Regions from separate parts of the Mus musculus genome. Here regions 2 and 3 are each linked to region 1. The links are chromatin loops, found by intact Hi-C in ENCODE. Cell type or tissue: heart. All regions are shown on one strand. Each heading gives the region's core, and the rest is flanking DNA. Links, peaks and the distances in the headings are about the cores only.

Evidence for each region. Hi-C counts contacts between places; a loop is a spot of excess contacts. Peaks named below come from ENCODE experiments on the same cell type or tissue, not always from the same donor. Only the 100,000 strongest peaks of a DNase experiment are listed, where the experiment ranks them.
Region 2: a loop joins it to region 1, with 14 times the contacts of the local background. A loop is called at or near these places in 3 of 42 quality-filtered maps.
Region 3: it touches region 1 in a loop (3-fold over the local background); 3 of 42 quality-filtered maps call a loop at or near these places.

Annotation. Positions count from the first base shown.
Region 1 is chr9:87,252,725-87,258,906 of GRCm38, reverse strand. It overlaps Cep162 (centrosomal protein 162), which reads left to right and starts at 3,375. Exons shown (of 27, transcript NM_199316.2): 1 at 3,375-3,644; 2 at 4,859-4,975. The coding sequence starts at 4,919. In heart, for the core only: a CTCF peak has its summit at 3,106 (motif pointing right); a DNase peak (open chromatin) is centred at 3,466; H3K4me3 peaks cover 1,534 bases; H3K27ac peaks cover 1,281 bases.
Region 2 is chr9:86,461,727-86,467,908 of GRCm38, reverse strand. It overlaps Ube2cbp (ubiquitin-conjugating enzyme E2C binding protein), which reads left to right and starts at 2,993. Exons shown (of 10, transcript NM_027394.2): 1 at 2,993-3,168. The coding sequence starts at 3,092. It overlaps Dop1a (DOP1 leucine zipper like protein A), which reads right to left and starts at 755. Exons shown (of 39, transcript NM_177208.3): 1 at 613-755. In heart, for the core only: a CTCF peak has its summit at 824; DNase peaks (open chromatin) are centred at 618 and 3,188; H3K4me3 peaks cover 1,598 bases; H3K27ac peaks cover 1,381 bases; H3K27me3 peaks cover 294 bases.
Region 3 is chr9:88,542,632-88,548,813 of GRCm38, reverse strand. It overlaps Zfp949 (zinc finger protein 949), which reads right to left and starts at 794. Exons shown (of 6, transcript NM_001142943.1): 1 at 306-794. In heart, for the core only: CTCF peaks have their summits at 1,404, 2,437 (motif pointing right) and 3,107 (motif pointing left); a DNase peak (open chromatin) is centred at 643; H3K4me3 peaks cover 1,037 bases; H3K27ac peaks cover 720 bases.

The DNA of each region.
Region 1 (6,182 bases), core at 637-5,636:
TTGAGAAATCCTGTAAAAAAAAAAAAACCAGTTCTCACAGTGATTGATGTATTCTTGAACTCATGTTTTCAGGGTTCTTTCCCATAGACTTAAGGGCTGTCCTGAAAGTCATAGCCACCAAACTGCTGAGAAACACCAAACACACCTTCACCTCCTGGAATTGTGCTGTTTCTGATTATCATGGAGTCATTAACCTTGGCAGAGAGAACAGTCCCTGATAACCTTGGCAAGGACATTCCCAAAGAAGGAACATGAAATATATACATATACATATACATATGTGTGTGTGTGTGTGTGTGTGTAAGTATGAGAATATATATATATTATTATTATGCAAACAAACCTTACACCTACAGCAACCATCAGCACTCCAGGAGCCCCACATCCTGCCGGCTCTGCTCCAGGGGTAGCAACTGTGTCACATGGTCTCTTCTACCGCTATGCCTGATCTAGCAAGAATTCTTTGAAGGATCCTAAATAATGAACTAACCTAGTTTATGTTGTCAAATAATGACCTCTTATATAGACAATGTCATTGTATAGACAGTATGCTAGGGGGAACAAGTGAAAAAGCAGGAGGTTAGGGAAGTAGTTCAGGAAATAATGTTGTGGGTCAAAACATCAGCACTTAAGATTTAGAGAAGTGAATTGAAGGAAGACACATTTCAAAGGTAGTTTGGCATGATTGAGTACATATAGGGAAGAGAAAACTGCAAGATTTATGTCAAGTAATTGCTATGTCACATGAGAATTAGAGAAATAAGTATATGAAAAGAATAAAATCAAGGCTTCTGTGGCTGAAAGGAATGGCTCAGTGGGTAACGTGTTTGTGGTGCAAGAATGAGGACCAGAGTTAAGATCCACAGCACTATGTAAAAGCTAGGTGGGGAGTAATAGATGGCTGTAATCAGAGCATTCAGGGCAGAGACAGGGGATCCTCAGAGCAAGCTGGATAGCTAGACTAGTCAATCGTAAGCGCTGGGCTCTAGTGAGAGACCTTGCCTTAATGGATTAGGTAGAAAACAGTTGAAGAAGACATCCAATCGTCAACCTATGACCTCCATATACATGCACACTCAGGTGTTCTCACACACATGCATACACACAAGCAAAAACGCAAGGCTTCTATTACTTTAGAGATGGCTCTAGTGTGTGGTGGGCATAGTGCATGCACTGAAGAGGTAGAGGCATATGGATCTCTGAGTTGGAGGCCAGCTTGGTCTACAGAGAGATGTTTCTAGGGTATTATGTGAATATATATGAATTAGGTTATCATACATAGAACACTGTGGGGAGCCGCACTCACATTTGCCATTATAAGATGGCGCTGACAGCTGTGTTCTAAGTAGTAAATAATCTGCACATGTGCAGGGGCAGTTTTCCCGCCATGTGCTCTGCCTTTCTCGTGATGACAACTAGGCCGATGGGCTGCAGCCAATCAGGGAGTGACACGTCCTAGGTGGAGGATAATTCTCCTTAAAAGGGACGGGGTTCTGGCACTCCCTCTCTTCGTCTCTTCGTCTCTTTGTCTCTTTCTCTTCGTCTTTTCCTCTGCTCTCTTCCTCTGCTCTCTGCCTCTCTCTCTCTGCCCCTCTCTCTGCCTCTCTCTGCGTCTCTCTCTCTCTTCCTCTCTGCCTCTCTCTGCCGCGCTCTTCCTCTCTTGCTCCTGAGTAAGCAATAAAGCTTTGCCGCAGAAGATTCTGGCTTGTTGCGTCTTTCCTGGCCGGTCGCAAACGCGCGTAAGAGAACACTAGAGCTCAAAGGGAAATCTAGAACAAGCACAAATAGGGTTTTCATATTAACTAAGGTTATGTCATAGAAATTTGTTTTCTACAATCTTGCAACACCCTATGAGAAAATTAGCAACCCCCACCAAGAATTGTTTTAGTAGTCTGGTGCGGGTAAAGCTGAATTGGAAAATCTAACGAAAGATGGATAAGGTGAAAATAAACTAACAGTTTGGGAGACGAGGCCTAACTTTCTGTTTCCCAGAAATGAGACCCTAAGTCCAGGAACCTGTGGTCAGCAAACCAAGCCACAGGCAGCCAATCTGTGGACACCTTGTCATCTGGCCTGAAGTAAGAATAGGTATCTAGAATGGATAAGAGATCCCTCCCCACCCCAAACCTGGGAAGTCTCCAGAGCCCTAACCAATTGTAGAATCAGTCAAACTTCTAGAGATAGAGCTAACCAATCAAGGCAAAATGGCACAAATTCCTCCCTGGAATTCCCCTAACTGACAAATATAAAAGCTAGGCCTGCAAGCCCACTCACTACATGTGTCCATTCCTGAATGAGGAGACCCCTCCTTGCAGGAAATTCTGCTGAATAAACATTCTTTGCTTTTGCATACTACTTAGTTTAGGGTATCATTCTCCCAAGATCTTGGACCCTAACAAGTTGATGGTAAAAAATAACTATGGTGAGTGAGACTGAAATGAGACCTCAAGTGGAAAAAAATCCCCCAACTTTCTCAGCTTGTGTACATGACTAGCCACCATAGCTCTTCTTGCCGCACTCCTTTAACAGTTGTCTGGGCTACTTGTCTGCTTCACGGAACCCACGTCTATAGGGCATGGAATGTGCTCAATTCAGTATGTACTAAAAGAAAAGCCATAAGCTGAATTAAGTTGACTTGTAAATTGTAAAATTTAAATAATGTACATAATGCTCTCACCAAGCTTAAAATGGTAGCTTAAAACAGGTCTCTATTATTGCATTTTAATCGGATAGTTTCTGGCTTGTACACACTCAGATGTCAATATGCATTGTTGAGTGAAAAGTTCAGGCCAGAAAGGAGGTACAGAACTATGTATACCAGAGGCAAAGACCTTTACTGTTTGAAGATTTTACTTTCATTCCAAAATGTTGTCTTCTGATTTGGTGTGCCTGTGTATACGTATCCAGAGAGCGAAAGAAAGAGGAGAGAGAGAGCGGGTAAAAAAGTAAAATAAAATAAAAACTCAAGCAAACCACTGCAGAAGAGAGCTTTGAAAAGCAGGATACCAGAAAAACCAGAGCTGCTGAACTAGTGCAAGGCTCTCACTGAGAATCTTGGTATTGTGTATTTTCAAATGCTTGTCCACTGGGTGGCGGACATCTCTTCTAACACCGGAATTATTTCTAATGCATTTGTACTTTTCTCATAACACCCACACAAGGCTTATTACTTGAAGGAAATCAACCCTCTTACACCGTTTTTAAAACTTTCAACCTGGACAGTAGCCTTCAAATGAAAAGGGTGGGAAAGGCTGGAAAGAAGAGCAGCTCGCTGCGGAAGGACGAGCACAAAGGGACTAAACTACAACTCCCAGAAAGCCACGCGCTGGCTCTAGATGGTGCGCTTGCGCCTGGGTCTTCCCGGCCGGCTAGCTGAGCTCGGGATTTCCGGGAGTAAGAGAAAGCGGGATGTGCACACTGCTGCCGCGCCCACGTCCCTTACGGCCGCCACATCCTGCAGAGCCGTGAAGGTTCCAATCTTTATTTGAGAGTCACCAGAAGACTGACAGCTTGTCTGGCTGCTCCCTGGGTCACGTGGCAGGCAGGATCACGTGACACCCGGGAGCCCGCCTGTAGGGGTCTGTTGCCCTGACAACAGCCCGCTCGCCGGGACTTTCCGGGAGAGCGCGGGCTCCCAGGAGCAGGTAGGTGAGGCGTTGTGGCTGTCTGCGACCCTGTTGTTGTTTCCAGGTTGTACCTCAGGCAGGGTCTCCGAACTTTGTTTTGCGCATTACTCCGCTCCTCTGTCGGGACTCCAAGTCTTTGCTTCGAGCTAGCCCCCAAATCTGCGCTTCCTGCAGCCTGGACTGAGCTGAGGGCCCTTTCGTGGGGTTTGCCTCTGACTAACCTGTTTGTCCAACTCCTCATCCTGACCCTAAGACCTCTTAGTCGAAAATGCAAATAAAAGCACTAAGTATTCCACTGAAAGATGGTGGGCAAACCTGCTGCCGTCCCTTAGAAAAGAAAACTAGCGTTTGTTCGTGTTGCCCTAAAGAGTTAAATCCAAAGGTTTAGGACAGATCTGAAGATGGCCTCTCCTAGCTGAAGTCCAGCTTTGAGACAACTTGACTAGATCCCATTAAAGGTGCTCGCGGCATTGTTTCTTTTAGCCTGCCTTTGCTTCAAGAGAAACATAAATAGTAGTTAATGTGTGTCATTAACTTCCAAGGGTATTCTGTGCTCGTTGGGGATGTTTTAAGACAGGATTGCACTATATAGCTCAGACTAACCTGAAATTCAGGCTTGTAACTCAGGCTAACCTCCCAACTAAAGAGCTGTCTGTCTCCTAAGTGTAGAAATCTCTGGGATGCACCACTAAATTCTTTATTATATTCTGAGTCTTATAAATTCACTTAGTTTATGTCTGGAAAAAAATCCTGATTATAGAAAGTCTATTTTGCAAAACCCTTAATTTGAAAATACGTGAATCCGGAAGCACAACCTGTATACTGTGCTTTACAAGAAAAAATATTAGTCTTTCCACTCCTGCTCTTTTAATTTTTTTTTTTTTAATATTCTCTGTGAGGACCTGGATTCTGAGAGGTATTAGCAGAGACAAATACATATACAGTGGAAAAGATCCTGGAGCCCACCTCTTAGCGACTGGATGAAATGTAATGATCAACCTTGAGAAGACATACTTCATAAGCTACTTTCCCAAGTCAGTTAGCTTCAATGAATTAGACCTCCAATGGTGTCTCGTAATTGCAATATAACTGTCAAGTTACATCATATATATGTGTGTACATATATAAAACTGTCTTGAGAAGTTGAAGTTTAAAGTAGTGTTGTTTTAATGATGTTTAATGATTGTTTTCCTCCAGAGGTGTTTATTTTTCCATCTGTTTCTGTCATTTAGTGTTTCCAATGCTGTGAATAATTTTAAGATACTTGCTTTGTGACGTGAAAATTACTAACCATGGCTCACTATTTCAAAGTAGACCTTGATGAAGAATTTGAACGGTTTATGAAGGAGGTAAGCTCAAGCTGTATTTATTGTAATATTTATTGTAAATTCATCTTGTAAGATCCATCCTTGAGTGCTTTCTTCTGAAAACATAAACCACCCCATCAGCTCATCCCTTCTACCTGCACCTACAGAATTATCCAGCCGTCCTCAGTTCGACTCATTTCAAATGCTGCTGCCTGTTAGCTCAATGCCATCTTCTCACCCAGTCTACCCAGCGGTCCCAGTGAATGCAGCATTCCCTCCAAGGTGCATGTGTGCACGCGCTCACATGCAAACACAAACACATGCACACACACACACACACACACACAGAGAGAGAGAGAGGGAGAGGGAAAGGGACGGAGAGAGAGAGAAAGAGAACCATGTTGAACAAATATTTTGCTCAATTTCTGGTTATAAGGGAGTGGTTCAACCTAATTTTTTTTTAAAGTTAATTTTCTTCAGTTACAATTCATAAACCATTCAGTTCACCCACTTAAAGTTTGTATGACAACTGTTTTAGAATTATATAACCTTCACCATAGTCAGTTGCAGAATGCCTGTATCATTCCTAAAAGGAAACCCTTATCCTTTAACCATTACTCTTGGCTCTTTGTCCTTCCAGCCTTGGGTTATCCCTTACTGCTTTGTCTCCAAGTTTGGCTGTTGCAGATATTCATAGAAATGGAACCATTTAGGATGTGTGGTCTCTGAAGTCTGGCTTCTTTTACTTAGCATGGTGTTTTCAGAGAGTGGTTTGCCATTTTGTGGATATAATGCTTATATGTTGTCAGTTGACAGCATTTGGGATCCTTCCATTTTGGACAGTCATGAATAATGTTGCTCTTAATAATCACGCAAGTGTGAGTGTGGATGTATGTGAATCTCTTCTCAATATTTGCCTACACATGAAATTGGCTAGTCGTATGCTCTGTTATTCCCACCAACCATGTATTCCTTTATGAAGGCCTTGATTCTCATTGTCTTTACTATCTGAGGGCCAGGGATTTGGTTCCGTTGGATGATAATAACCTGCAAAGCGGTGAAGAAAATCTTGATTGGAAGGGCGGATACTCATCCTTTGTCTTTCTCATCTTTGCCATAACACGGAATGGTCAGTGGTTCTATCCCTGTATGTAGACAAAGAAACTGGGGTTCAGGAGCAAGAAATGGAATGTTTCAATGAGGTAGTATGTTTAAAGACTGACTGGAAAGTGATAGAGATACCGGACAT
Region 2 (6,182 bases), core at 440-5,439, 790 kb after region 1:
CAATCTCTAAATCTGAGTTTTCTTCAACTCCACAGAACTCCGAGATAATATAAGAATTAACAAGACACAATTTGCTTGGGGAGGAGAAAGTACAGTTGCGTGCTATTCCCTCCTCAACAGGATGAGGGTGAGGTTAAGTACAGCGATGGGGCAACTTTCAAAGCCTTGGAAATCAAAGGTGAGGACTGTTAACAACTTCCGTGTGCTAGCTCGGCTTCCTCTTGGTGAACTTGGCTCTGCTTCCCAACCCTCTGCACCGGCACATCGGCGGGCCTCGGTGTCGCCTCGATCCTAAAAGGGACCCACCGGGCTGGCGAGGCAACGGGGTGCCGGGAAGCCTCCAACAAAGGCGCCGGGCACCCGCGCCCAGGTGACACCACCCCTCAGCCCCGTGCCGGCTCTGCCCGCCGAAGGCCACGGGCGGACAGGCCCCGGGTCCCACCGCTCGCCCCGGGCAGGTCAGGGCCCGTTTCCCTCCACCCAGAGGCGGGCTCAGGTGGGGGCCGGGCGGTGACACCCCGACGCCACCACCGCAGGCCAAGCCCGGAGACGCTCGCCCGAACCGTGCCGCGTCTCGCCGCGCGACCGCGCCGGGGGCGGGGACGCTGTTACCTGCCGCGGGCTCTGCTGCTCCCCGCTGGCGCCGCTCTCTTGGCAACCGCGGCAGCCGCACGAAGGCCGCCAGCCCAGGGCCTAGTGACAGCTACCAGCGTGCACCGCGCGCGCCCACGCCGGCGTCGACGTCGGCGGCCTCCGTCCCCGCCCCCGTCCCCGTCCGCTGCTCGGCGGCCACGGCTAGCCGGCGCCACAGCGCCCTCGTGCGGGCGACCGGAGAGACGGCGGAGGGAAGGCGGGAAAGGTGTGAGCAAGGAGCCAGCGAACCATCATTTTGATGGAATGGGGGAATTGAAAACAGTTTTGAAGTATTATTTAAGTACGATCATCTGGATCCACCAGCACTTTATGCGCGTCATTTCAGGCACAGTTTGTGTGAAACCGAGAGCCAGTTTAGCACTTTTTTTTGTATCTAGCCGTCTTTCAAACGCGTATTCGAAAGGGTTGTTGTCTTTACAAGTGTTTTTGCGTGTTCTAGTTTTAAACCATATATGAGGAGCACGCTAATCTGAGGACGCTGTGTATTTTGCTAGGTGTCAATATTAAGTATTGCCAAAATTTAAGTAATATTCTGTGTTAAAAGTATAAGAGAACAATTGTCCTTCAAATAAATGAGTTGCCACCAAATAGTAGTTACCTTTGCTTTTTTTCAAAAATTATTTACTTATATTTTATATGGGAGTGCCACAGGTATGTGTGTGCATGCATGGAGCCCAGAAAAAGAGGTCAGATGCTCTGAAGTTGCAAGCAATTATGAGTGCTATAAACCTAGCTTCCCAGTCCTGTGAAACAGCAACCAAGTGCTCTTAACCACAAAGCCAACCCTCCATCCCAAAGCTTTTACTTTTTAAAGCTATTATTCCCTCTTATGATCTCAAATTGTTGGAATGAAACAGGAATTTATATAGCAACATGATAAACTTTAAAACACCTCAAAGGTTGATATTAGAAAAGTTATCTGAAATCACATTTTCAGTATACTTAAGACCAGTTTTTGTTTTGAGACAGTCTTGCCACATAGCTCTAGACGGCCCTGTACTCACATAGCCCAAACTGACCTTGAACTTTCAGCAATCCTGCCTCAGTCTCCTAAATGCTGGGGTTGCAGATATACGCCATCCTCTTTGGATTAAACCTATTTAGAAATGCTTCCAGTTTGTTCAATGTCAGATAATTATAACTATGAAATTATGAAATGGAACATCAATAAACAGGATTTCAGTCCTGGCTAGTTTTATGTCAACTTGACACAAGATAGAGTCTTCTGAAAGGAGGGAACCTCAATTGAGAAAATGCTTCCATAAGACCTAACTGTAACTCGTTTTTTAAAATAGTGATTGACCTAGGAGGGCCTAGCCTATGTTGGGTGGTGCTATCCCTGCCTGGGTCGGTGATCCTCGGTTCTATGGGGAAGCAGGTTCAGTGAAACCATGGGAGCAAGCCAGTAAACTCACCCTCCCATAGCTTCTGCATCAGCTCCCCCTCTCGGTTTCTGCCCTGTTTGGGTTCCTGTCCTGACATCCCTCAATGATGAACAGTGGTATAGAAGTGTAAGCTGAACACATGCTTTCCTCCCCAAATGCCTTTGGTACTGTTGCTTCATCACAGCAAAAGCAACCTTAACTAAGACAATCCCCATTATACAAGCTATGTTTTAAATAACAGCTTTCCATTCTTAAAAGGTGTCCAACTGAAATCCTATGGCCTGATATATTTGTTTATACCACACTAGATCTTTTACTGCATCAAACTTTCGAAATGTATCTTGTAGGAGCAATTAAGTTATGACTTCTTTTATTTCTGCAGTATAGTGGGAATGTATATCAGAAATTACTCATTTCCTTTTAGCTTCTCAAAAGTTACATGAATGGTCAGTCAAGATACAAGTCCACCAGTCTTTTAGTGGTTACACTGGTTTTTGCAACTGTTTCAGTCTTGGAAGTACCATATCTAGCGCGAAATGTAATGGCCAATCAATTGTGGATATTTTTGGATACATCATACGGAAGCTAATAAACTGTTCTAGTTCAAATAAAGGAGACTCCGATAAAGTGGGCTTTGGGGCTCTGGACCTATGGGAAGTACCACCTGTACAGCTTCTGCTCCATTATCTACCTCATCCTACTCAACTATCCAGAGAAGAGCTTCCCCTGGCCCAAACTGAGCTTTCTGTTCATTTCAGGGAAAGAAATGCTCGTAGTCATAGTCAAGCCCATCCAACATCCTTCCAGTGGAGGTCAGCTCTGCTCTCTGGGTCGCACCTGTCCTACTAGAGCGGCCACTGGGGCAAGGTCGGCGCCTCGGCAGTGCGCTCTCTTCCCGGTAGGTGGCGCTCTAGCCGACAGACGGCCGCCGCCGGATCCCTTCGCGCTACCTTGGCCTGGGAGCCAGCCGCCTGCTACGGCCGCACGTGCTCCCACCCTGTCCGGGTTCTAGTAACTGTGGGCTCGGTCCCGCGTGGGTCCCTGAGTCGGCCATGGCGGTGGCTGCGGCGGAAACGCGCGTGTTCCTGGAAGTGCGGAGACGGCTGCAGAGTGCGCTGCTAATCCTGGGGTAAGGGAGGGAGCACCGGTGCGCGGGACCGCGTGCATGGGCCAGGCGCGCGGCCCGGAGCCTGGTGCGCGTGTGCGTGGCACAGGAGCGCGGATGCGCGGGACCGAGGGAGCGAGCGCGCCGGGCAGTAGGCGCGTGCGCGGGACAATGTGCGCGTGCGCGGGGCGAGATGGGTTGCCCTGGCGAGCATTTTAGCCGCTGAACCATCTCCCCAGCCTGTCTGCGAACTTTAAATTTCATATTTACTACACAAACAAGAAACTTTTAGGGGGTAAAATGCTCCTTTTTGCTAATGGTCAGCAATTTTAATGGTTTGTGATCTCTTCGTGGGTTTTGCCTAGTTCTTAGTGACAAATGTATCAAATAGATGTGAAAATGTACTACAGAGCAGCACAGTTGTATTTTTTTTTTTCCTTAGCTTCGCCTTTTTTCCTAAAATCTGACAAGTAGCTAAAGTGGCAGTTTTGCATGCGGCCTGAGGACTGAACTCAAATCCTACCTTTCTCACATGGGCAGAATTACCTGGATTTCTTCAGTTTTAAGATTGGGATTGAGTCTAGGCTCAGTACAATTCATTTGTGTAGCTTGTACAGATCTTGAATACTCCCCAGTATGGGGATGAAGGGTGGGGAGGAGTGAGATCAATATCCACAATTTCTGTCCACTGTGTTTGGTAATTAAGAATACACACATTACCAAATACAGCTGCCTAATCCCTCGTACCAAACAAACTCTGTGAGAAACCTACTTTGCTAGACTGCCTGTTTGTCTCTCTGATCTTTTGACTGTTGACTTCTAACACAGCTCAGTCCCTTATCCTACTAAGAGAACCATGGTCTGGTCCCATTCAACCAATCTACACAATATCCCTGTTTCTCGAACTGTGTTGACATGTGTATTAGTCAGGGTCCTCTAGAGTAACTGAATTGATTGAATGAATCTGTCTATAAATAGAAAGAGGATTTATTAGAACGACTTAACAGCTTGCAGTCCAGCCAGTCCAACAGTGGCTATGAATGAATGTTGAGTCCAAAAATCCAGTGTTTGCTCAGTCCGTGAGGCTGTGTGTCTCAGCTGGTCTTCAGTGCACTTCCTAATGACAGTGAGAGGGAGGGCAAGCAAGCAAAGAGCTTCTTTCTTCCATGTCCTCTTCCCACAGAAGTTGTGGCTTATATTTGAGGTGGCTCTTCCCAGCTCAAAAGATCCGGATAAAGGAATGTCTTCCTACCTCAAAGGTAGGAAGTGAGTCTTCCTACTTCCAATTAAGTAAAAAAATCCCTCACCATGTGCCCTCCATGTTGGGGTTTTAATTAATTCCCGACGTATGTCAAGCTGACATAGCCAACTGATGTTTTGAAATTGATGTTTCAATCTGCCTTTCCCAACATGTTTTTGTTGTTTTGTTTTGTAAGACAGGGCCTAATAATGTATTCATGGCTGGTGTGGTTTACTATGTAACCAGTCTGACCTTGAACTCATAGATCTGCCTGCTTGCCTGTGCTTTCACAGGGCTGGGAACATCCAACAAGGCTTTGAGATTCATATTTCATCTCTGTGGTAGCTTAAATGAGTATTTCTTTCCCGTTTCTTTTTTTCTTCTTCTAAATTTACAAATCTTTTCTTTTTTTTTTTCTTTTTTTCTTTTTTTTTTAATTAGGTATTTTCCTCATTTACATTTTCAATGCTATCCCAAAGGTCCCCCATACCCACCTCCCCAATCCCCTACACACCCACTCCCCCTTTTTGGCCCTGGCGTTCCCCTGTACTGGGGCATATAAAGTTTGCAAGTCCAATAGGCCTCTCTTTGCAGTGATGGCCGACTAGGCCATCTTTTGATACATATGCAGCTAAAGACAAGAGCTCCCGGGTACTGGTTAGTTCATATTGTTGTTCCACCTATAGGGTTGCAGTTCCCTTTAGCTCCTTGGGTAATTTCTCTAGCTCCTCCATTAGGGGCCGTGTGACCCATCCAATAGCTGACTGTGATCATCCACTTCTGTGTTTGCTAGGCCCCGGCATAGTCTCACAAGAGACAGCTATATCTGGGTCCTTTCAGTGAAATCTTGCTAGTGTATGCAATGGTGTCAGCATTTGGAAGCTGATTATGGGATGGATCCCTGCATATGGCAATCACTAGATGGTCCATCCTTTCGTCACAGCTCCAAATTTTGTCTCTGTAACTCCTTCTATGGGTATTTTGTTCCCATTTCTAAGAAAGGGTAAAGTGTCCACACTTTGGTCTTCGTTCTTCTTGAATTTCATGCGTTTGGCAAGTTGTATCTTATATCTTGGGAATCCTAAGTTTCTGGGCTAATATCCACTTATCAGTGAGTACATATTGTGCAAGTTCCTTTGTGATTGGGTTACTTCACTCAGGATGATACCCTCCAGGTCCATCCATTTGCCTAGGAATTTCATAAATTCATTTTTTTAATAGCTGAGTAGTATTCCATTGTGTAAATGTACCACATTTTCTGTATCCATTCCTCTGTTGAGGGGCATCTGGGTTCTTTCCAGCTCCTGGCTATTATAAACAAGGCTGCTATGAACATAGTGGAGCATGTGTTCTTCTTACCGGTCGGGACATCTTCTGGATATATGCCCAGGAGAGGTATTGCGGGATCCTCCGGTAGTACTATGTCCAATTTTCTGAGGAACCGCCAGACTGATTTCCAGAGTGGTTGTACAAGCTTGCAATCCCACCAACAATGGAGGAGTGTTCCCCTTTCTCCACATCCTCACCAGCATCTGCTGTCACCTGAGTTTTTGATCTTTGCCATTCTGACTGGAGTGAAGTGGAATCTCAGTGTTGTTTTGATTTGCATTTCCCTGATGATTAAGGATGTTGAACATTTTTTCAGGTGCTTCTCTGCCATTCAGTATTCCTCACGTGAGAATTCTTTGTTCAGCTCTGGGCCCCATTTTTTAATGGGGTTATTTGATTTTCTGGAGTCCACCTTCTTGAGTTCTTTATATATATTGGATATTAGTCCCCTATCCGATTTGGGATAGGT
Region 3 (6,182 bases), core at 433-5,432, 1.3 Mb before region 1:
ACCACCCTCTTTCTTACAGATGTGTGGGTCACAGACCTCCCCCTTCCGGCTCCAGCACCGTGGTATCAACTTACAATTTTCCCAGGCTCGCAGTTTGGGATTTCTGGGTCGTGTGAAAATTCCCAGTTTTGTAATCCGGTCTCAGATTAACGATCTTTCTCCACCCCAACTCTCCCAAAAAATGGATGCCAAGCAGGTAGCAAGATTCTTTACTGGAATGTGAGCTCACACAGGAGGCTTCCCGGCCCTGACAATCCACAGACATGAACCGCCCTCACCCCCAAGTCGCCATCTTGGGCTCTCACCTCCTTGGCAGAGCGTCCGTGTTGGCCCTTTTGGACTGATGGAATCACAGATCCAAATACTCCTAGCGCAGTCTTCGGATAAAGCAACCATTAAAGCCCTGTTCAGGCCGACTGTTCCGACTGGGAACGATGGGTCTCACAGTCACCTTCCCCTGAGCCGCTGCGGTCCGCCCTCGAACTGCGACTCAGTCCCTCCTCCAAGACCCACCTATGTTTCTGTTTCCACTGAAGTAGAAGGCACGGGTCCCGCTTCCCGAAGGTTCCGAGACCACTCTCCTCTTTTCGTCTTTCCCACCCGCCTTCAGAAACCCTGCAAGAAACGCACAGCCTGAGCAAAGGCGTCAGCACAGAGCCTGGATGCGACTTTCTATGCGGTAGCTGCCAAGAGAGCGCAGGACACAGAGATGCCTACCAGCCAAATGTCAGAGCTGTTTACCTGCTCCTGTGTGGGAGGGCCTTGTATGTTAGGGACTACATTACCCATGAGCCTCTGGGAAACTATGGTAAGTATAGAAGGACATTTTTCCACCGGGTCCACTATCGAATTACCAAGATTCAGATCAAGTACCTATCTGATAATCGCGATATGAAATTCCTTCACCTTTCTCTCATGTGAACCCCAAGTATCCCAAAGTAGTATAGAACCTGAGAAGGAAGCTTCAGTGTGTTCATCCTAGAATCAGACCAAATATCTCTGTGGGAGACGTGGAGCCTTAGAAAATCGGTGTGATATCTTTTGTAGGGTAGTCACCAGAGAAGACTACTAAACATGGGTTTAAGCCAATAAAAAGTCTTATTATCCAGACTGCAACTACCCTTGATGTTCAGGAGATCAGAGAAGCCCCACAAAATCCATGTCCCAGATTGATATATTTCAGTTCAGAACAATTAGCCAGACGCAGAACTTCAGAAGCCAGAAGGCAAGGTTAGTACATTTAGAGACTTTCCCGTAACTATGGACTTTGATGGATTAGGTTTTTGTTATAGTTTTGGCAGATGGCGCTGTCTACATGCTGAGTTTTACAGCCTGAATAGTATTTTTGTCCAGGAGTCAGCTATGCTAAGGTCTCAGAGCCTACTAAGGTCTGGGGCTCTCTTCTGGCTGTACAGAGCACTGCAGGAAGCTGAACGCTTCGTGTTTCTTAAATCCTATGAACCATTTACATCACTAGTGTATCGTCAAATTGAGCATTCTGGTACAGCACACAGTAATTTTCAAGTTCATTTTGAAATCGAACCAACATGTTGGACTTCCATTGTAATAGGAAGAAACCACAAACTATATGAATTGACAAGAGACAAAAGTTATGTTGTGTGTTGCCAATAATGCTTAGAAATAATTTGAATTTGAAATGAAAAAAATCACTTACTAAAATTGAAATGTGTTTTGTTTTGTTTTTTTGAGTCGGGATTTCTCTGTGTAGTCCTGGCTGTCCTGGAACTCACTCTGTAGACCAGGCTGGCCTCAAACTCAGAAATCCGCCTGCCTCTGCCTCTCGAGTGCTGGGATTAAAGGCGTGCGCCCCCACTGCCTGGCGAGATAATTTTTTTAAATCTTCAAAAATGAACAAATTCAAACTGAATGTGGTGGCGCATGCCTTTAATCCCAGCACTCCAGAGTCAGGAAAAAAAAAAAAGCGTTTGAGGCCAGCCTGGTCAACAGAATAGTGAATTCCAGGACAGCCAGAACGACACAGTAAAATCTGTCTCAAAAAAAAAAGGGGGGGGGGGGGGGAGACATACTCAGGAGTCAAACAAAATCTAAATAAATTTAAACAATCCCTGCCCAGAGTTGATACATTACACATTATTAAGATGAATTTTTCAACATAAACTAAATATCACTATAATCTCAATAAAGTTCCGTGAAAATGTTTCTATTTGTAGAGTGAAAGACATAAAGGCTTCAAACCTACAGGAATCTGCTTGTCTTCTACATTCCAAGTGCTGAGATTAAAGGTATGCACCACCAGGCCTGGCTCTGAATAACTTACTCCTAACAAATAAAATAATGAAGTGTCATTTGGAGGACTGTCTTATACAGAAACTGTACCTGTAGCCTCTATTTGTGCATTCTTTCTTCCTCTTTATCATTTGGCCTGAAGGAAGCCAAATGCCATTTTGCAGATTGGGCTGTAGAGGGCGCCATGGGAATAGTCTTGGAAACTAAGATCCGGCTCAAGTGGAGCTTGAGATGACTGTAGCCCTGAATATGGTGTTAATAAAATGGTAATTAAGTTTTATTTTTATCTTTTTGCCTGAGACAGGGTTTCTCTATATAGCCCTGGATATCCTAGAACTCATTGCATGTATCAAACTGGTTTTACCTCACAGAAATCTGCCAACCTCTGCCTCCTGAGTGTTGGGTTAAAGGTGTGTACCACCGTGCTCTGCAGGAAATTGAACTCTAAGCTAAAGAAGCTCTTGAATAAATCACAAACAGAAATAATAATTTGAATTTTGTATAACCTATAAAAATCCTTTTATAGCCAGGCATAGCTATCAGACCTCTGAGTTCCAGGCCAGCCTGATCTACACAGTGAGTTCCAGAACTACTCAGAGCTGCACAGAGAAATCCTATTTCCAAAACCCTAAATAAATGAACATCCTCTTATGATACTAATAAATTTTCATGAACAGAACTCCCCATGCTGTCCGATAATAACTGTCTATTGAGCTTCTAATTCATTCTGTGGGTCCAAACTGCATCTCTATGATCATTCCTCTGGAATTAATACCCAGAACGGCATTCACTTTATAGAGAATGCTGCAGGGGTGCCCTCTTGTGACAAGCTCCTTGTATACATGTGTCTGTACATAGTTTTCAGGAGCATGGAAAACCATCTGAAATCAAATCAAACATAGAATGTCCTGCATTACTAAACCATTTTGTACCAGAACTTTTAAGGAAAGGAAGGGTCCCAGAGGGCTTGAAGCTATAACGGATGGTATGAATAATTCACACTAATATGGTCCTCCGTAATTATGCTGATGGCTCTAACAACACCAGAGTGAAATGGAGGCTGAACACTGCTTAAATGGGTAGCAAAGGTGCTCCTTTCCTACTCTGAATACAGACGGATTCCCAGGAAGGAGGAAGCCTTCCACCAAGGAAGTCACCTGAGCTGTGCTTCGCTATGTTCCCACGCTGAAGGTCTCACTAGAGGAGGTGTCTGTGTTTCAAAGGTCAATGGGTTCCATTCTAAAGTATTATGTCAATTACACTTATGTTAAACAATTAATAACTGGTGCAAGAGAAAGGGCTTAGTGATTAAGAACACTGGCTTCCCTCACCGAAGACCTGGGGTTCAATTGCCATAATGCATGTGATACAACCAACCATCCTCAACTCCAGTCCCAGGGGACCCAGTGCCATCTTCTTTTTTTTTGTTTGTTTGTTTGTTTGTTTGTTTGTTTTTGTTTTTGAGACAGGGTTTCTCTGTGTAGCCCTCGCTGTCCTGGAACTCACTTTGTAGACCAGGCTGGCCTCGAACTCAGAAATCTGCCTGCCTCTGCCTCCCGAGTGCTGGGATTAAAGGCGTGAGCCACCACGCCCGGCCCCAGTGCCATCTTCTGACTTCTGCAGGCACAACACACATATAGTACACAAATATGCATACACACAAAACAATTACACAATTAAACTAATGAAATAAACATGTCTAAAATCTTAAAGACTCGCAGTAGTAATACATGCCTTTAATCCCAGCACTCGGAAAACAGGGGTAGGCTGATCTCTGAATTTAAGGCCAACCTGGTCTATAGAACAAGACACCCAGGACACCTAGGCTACACAGAGAAACCCAGTTTCAGGAAACAAAAAAAAAAAAAGAAAATTAAATAATTAATAAAAGATAAAAATGTGGATTTAGGTAAAAGAAGAAAAGATATCTGGAAGAAAAAAATTTTGAAACTGAATATGAACAAGAAAGATATGAAATTCTTTCTGCAGGCCCTCAGGGCTTCAGTCCTTTTCCCTCACCCAATACCAAATCAGGTTCCTCTCTAGCCCCCACTGCCCCACCACCCAATCCACTTTCCCTCCCAAGTCTCTCCCTCCCTCCTCACTTGTGATTGCTTTCTTCTCTTTCCCAAGTGGAACTGAGGTATCCTCAGTTGGGCACTTCAGCTTGTTGAGCCTTTTGAATTCTGTGGGACTGTATCTTATGTATTCTGTATGTTGGTTTTGGGGTTTTTTTGTTTTTGTTTTGTTGGCTAATATCCACATATTAGTGAGTACATAGAGTACACACCATGCATGTCCGTCTGAGTCTGGGTTACCTCACACAGGATGATATTTTCTAGTTCCATCCATTTGCCTGCAAAAGTCAGGATGTCCTCATTCTTAATAGCTGAGTAGTGTTCCATTGTGTACATGAGCCACATTTTCTGTATCTATTCTTCTGTCGTGGGACATCTAGGTTGTTTCCAGCTTCTGGCTATCACAAATAAGGCTGCTATGAACATAGTGGAACACGTGCCCTGTAGCATGGTGGGGCATCTTTTTGGGTATATTCCCAAGAGTGGTATTGCTGGGTCTTCAGGTAGATCTATTTCCATTTTTGTGAGGACCCTCCAGATTGATTTCCAGAGTGGTTGGTTGTACCAGTTTGCAATCCCACCAGCAATGGAGGAGTGTTCCTCTTTCTCCACATCTTCTCCAACATGTGTTGTCACCTGAGGTTTTGATCTTAGCCATTATGACTGCTGTAAGGTGGAATATCAGGGTCGTTTTGATTTGTATTTCTCTGATCACTAAGGACTTTGAACGTTTCTTTAGGTGTTTCTCAGCCATTTGAGATTCCTCAGTTGTGAATTCTCGGTTTAGTTCTCTTTTTTTGGGGGGGGGGTGTCGAGACAGAGTTTCTCTGTGTAGCCCTGGCTGTCCTGGAACTCACTTTGTAGACCAGGCTAGCCTCAAACTCAGAAATTCGCCTGCCTCTGCCTCCCTAGTGCTGGGATTAAAGGCGTGTGCCACCACGCCTGTCTTTCATTTTAGTGCTATACCCTGTTTTTTGATTGGGTTGTTTAGTTTTTTTGGTGGTTAACTTCTTGAGTTCTTTATATATTTTGGATATTAGCCCTCTGTCGGATGTGGGGTTAGTGACGGTTTTTTTTTCCCCAATCAGTAGGTTGCCAATTTGTCTTATAGACTATGCCCTTTGCCTTACCAAAGCTTTCCAGTTTTATGAGGTCCCATTTATCAATTCTTGATCTTAGAGCCTGAGCCATTGGAGTTCTGTTTAGGAAATTTCCCCCTGTGCTAATGAGCTCATACTACAATTAGTACAGTCTCAAGGTTGTCAAGCTTGGGTACCCACCAGGCCCTGGACCCTGTATGAACCTTTGACACCTAAAAGTACATTACTGTCTTTTGCCACTGTTGAGAAATGGACCAAGGATTTCATGCATGTTAGTCAAGAGAGCAGCACAATACCACAGAGCCACATCCCCCAGCTGTACTGATGTGGTACTGCTGATCTCAATAAAACATTCCTACAGTTTATTCTCTGGAAGCTTCACCAAAAGAGGGCACTCCATGACCATTTTAGATAAATCTAAATCTCTTCCGCTGTAAGACTGAGTACTGATCTTCATGTCGACAGAGTAAGGGGGCTTCTACCTTGTTTTGTTTTGTTTTGTTTTTAACATAGCTTTTTAAAAACTATTCCTAGCCAATTGTGACTATAATGAACCCAAAGAAATAGAAGTGATAGATAGATAGATAGATAGATAGATAGATAGATAGATAGATAGATAGAGATAGAGAGATATCCATCCATATCCTTTGGACTCCATGAGACACTGTAAATTACTAACCAAAATACATGTATTCAGACATCATTTGATCAAATTATTAGGCATCTCCTCCTCCTA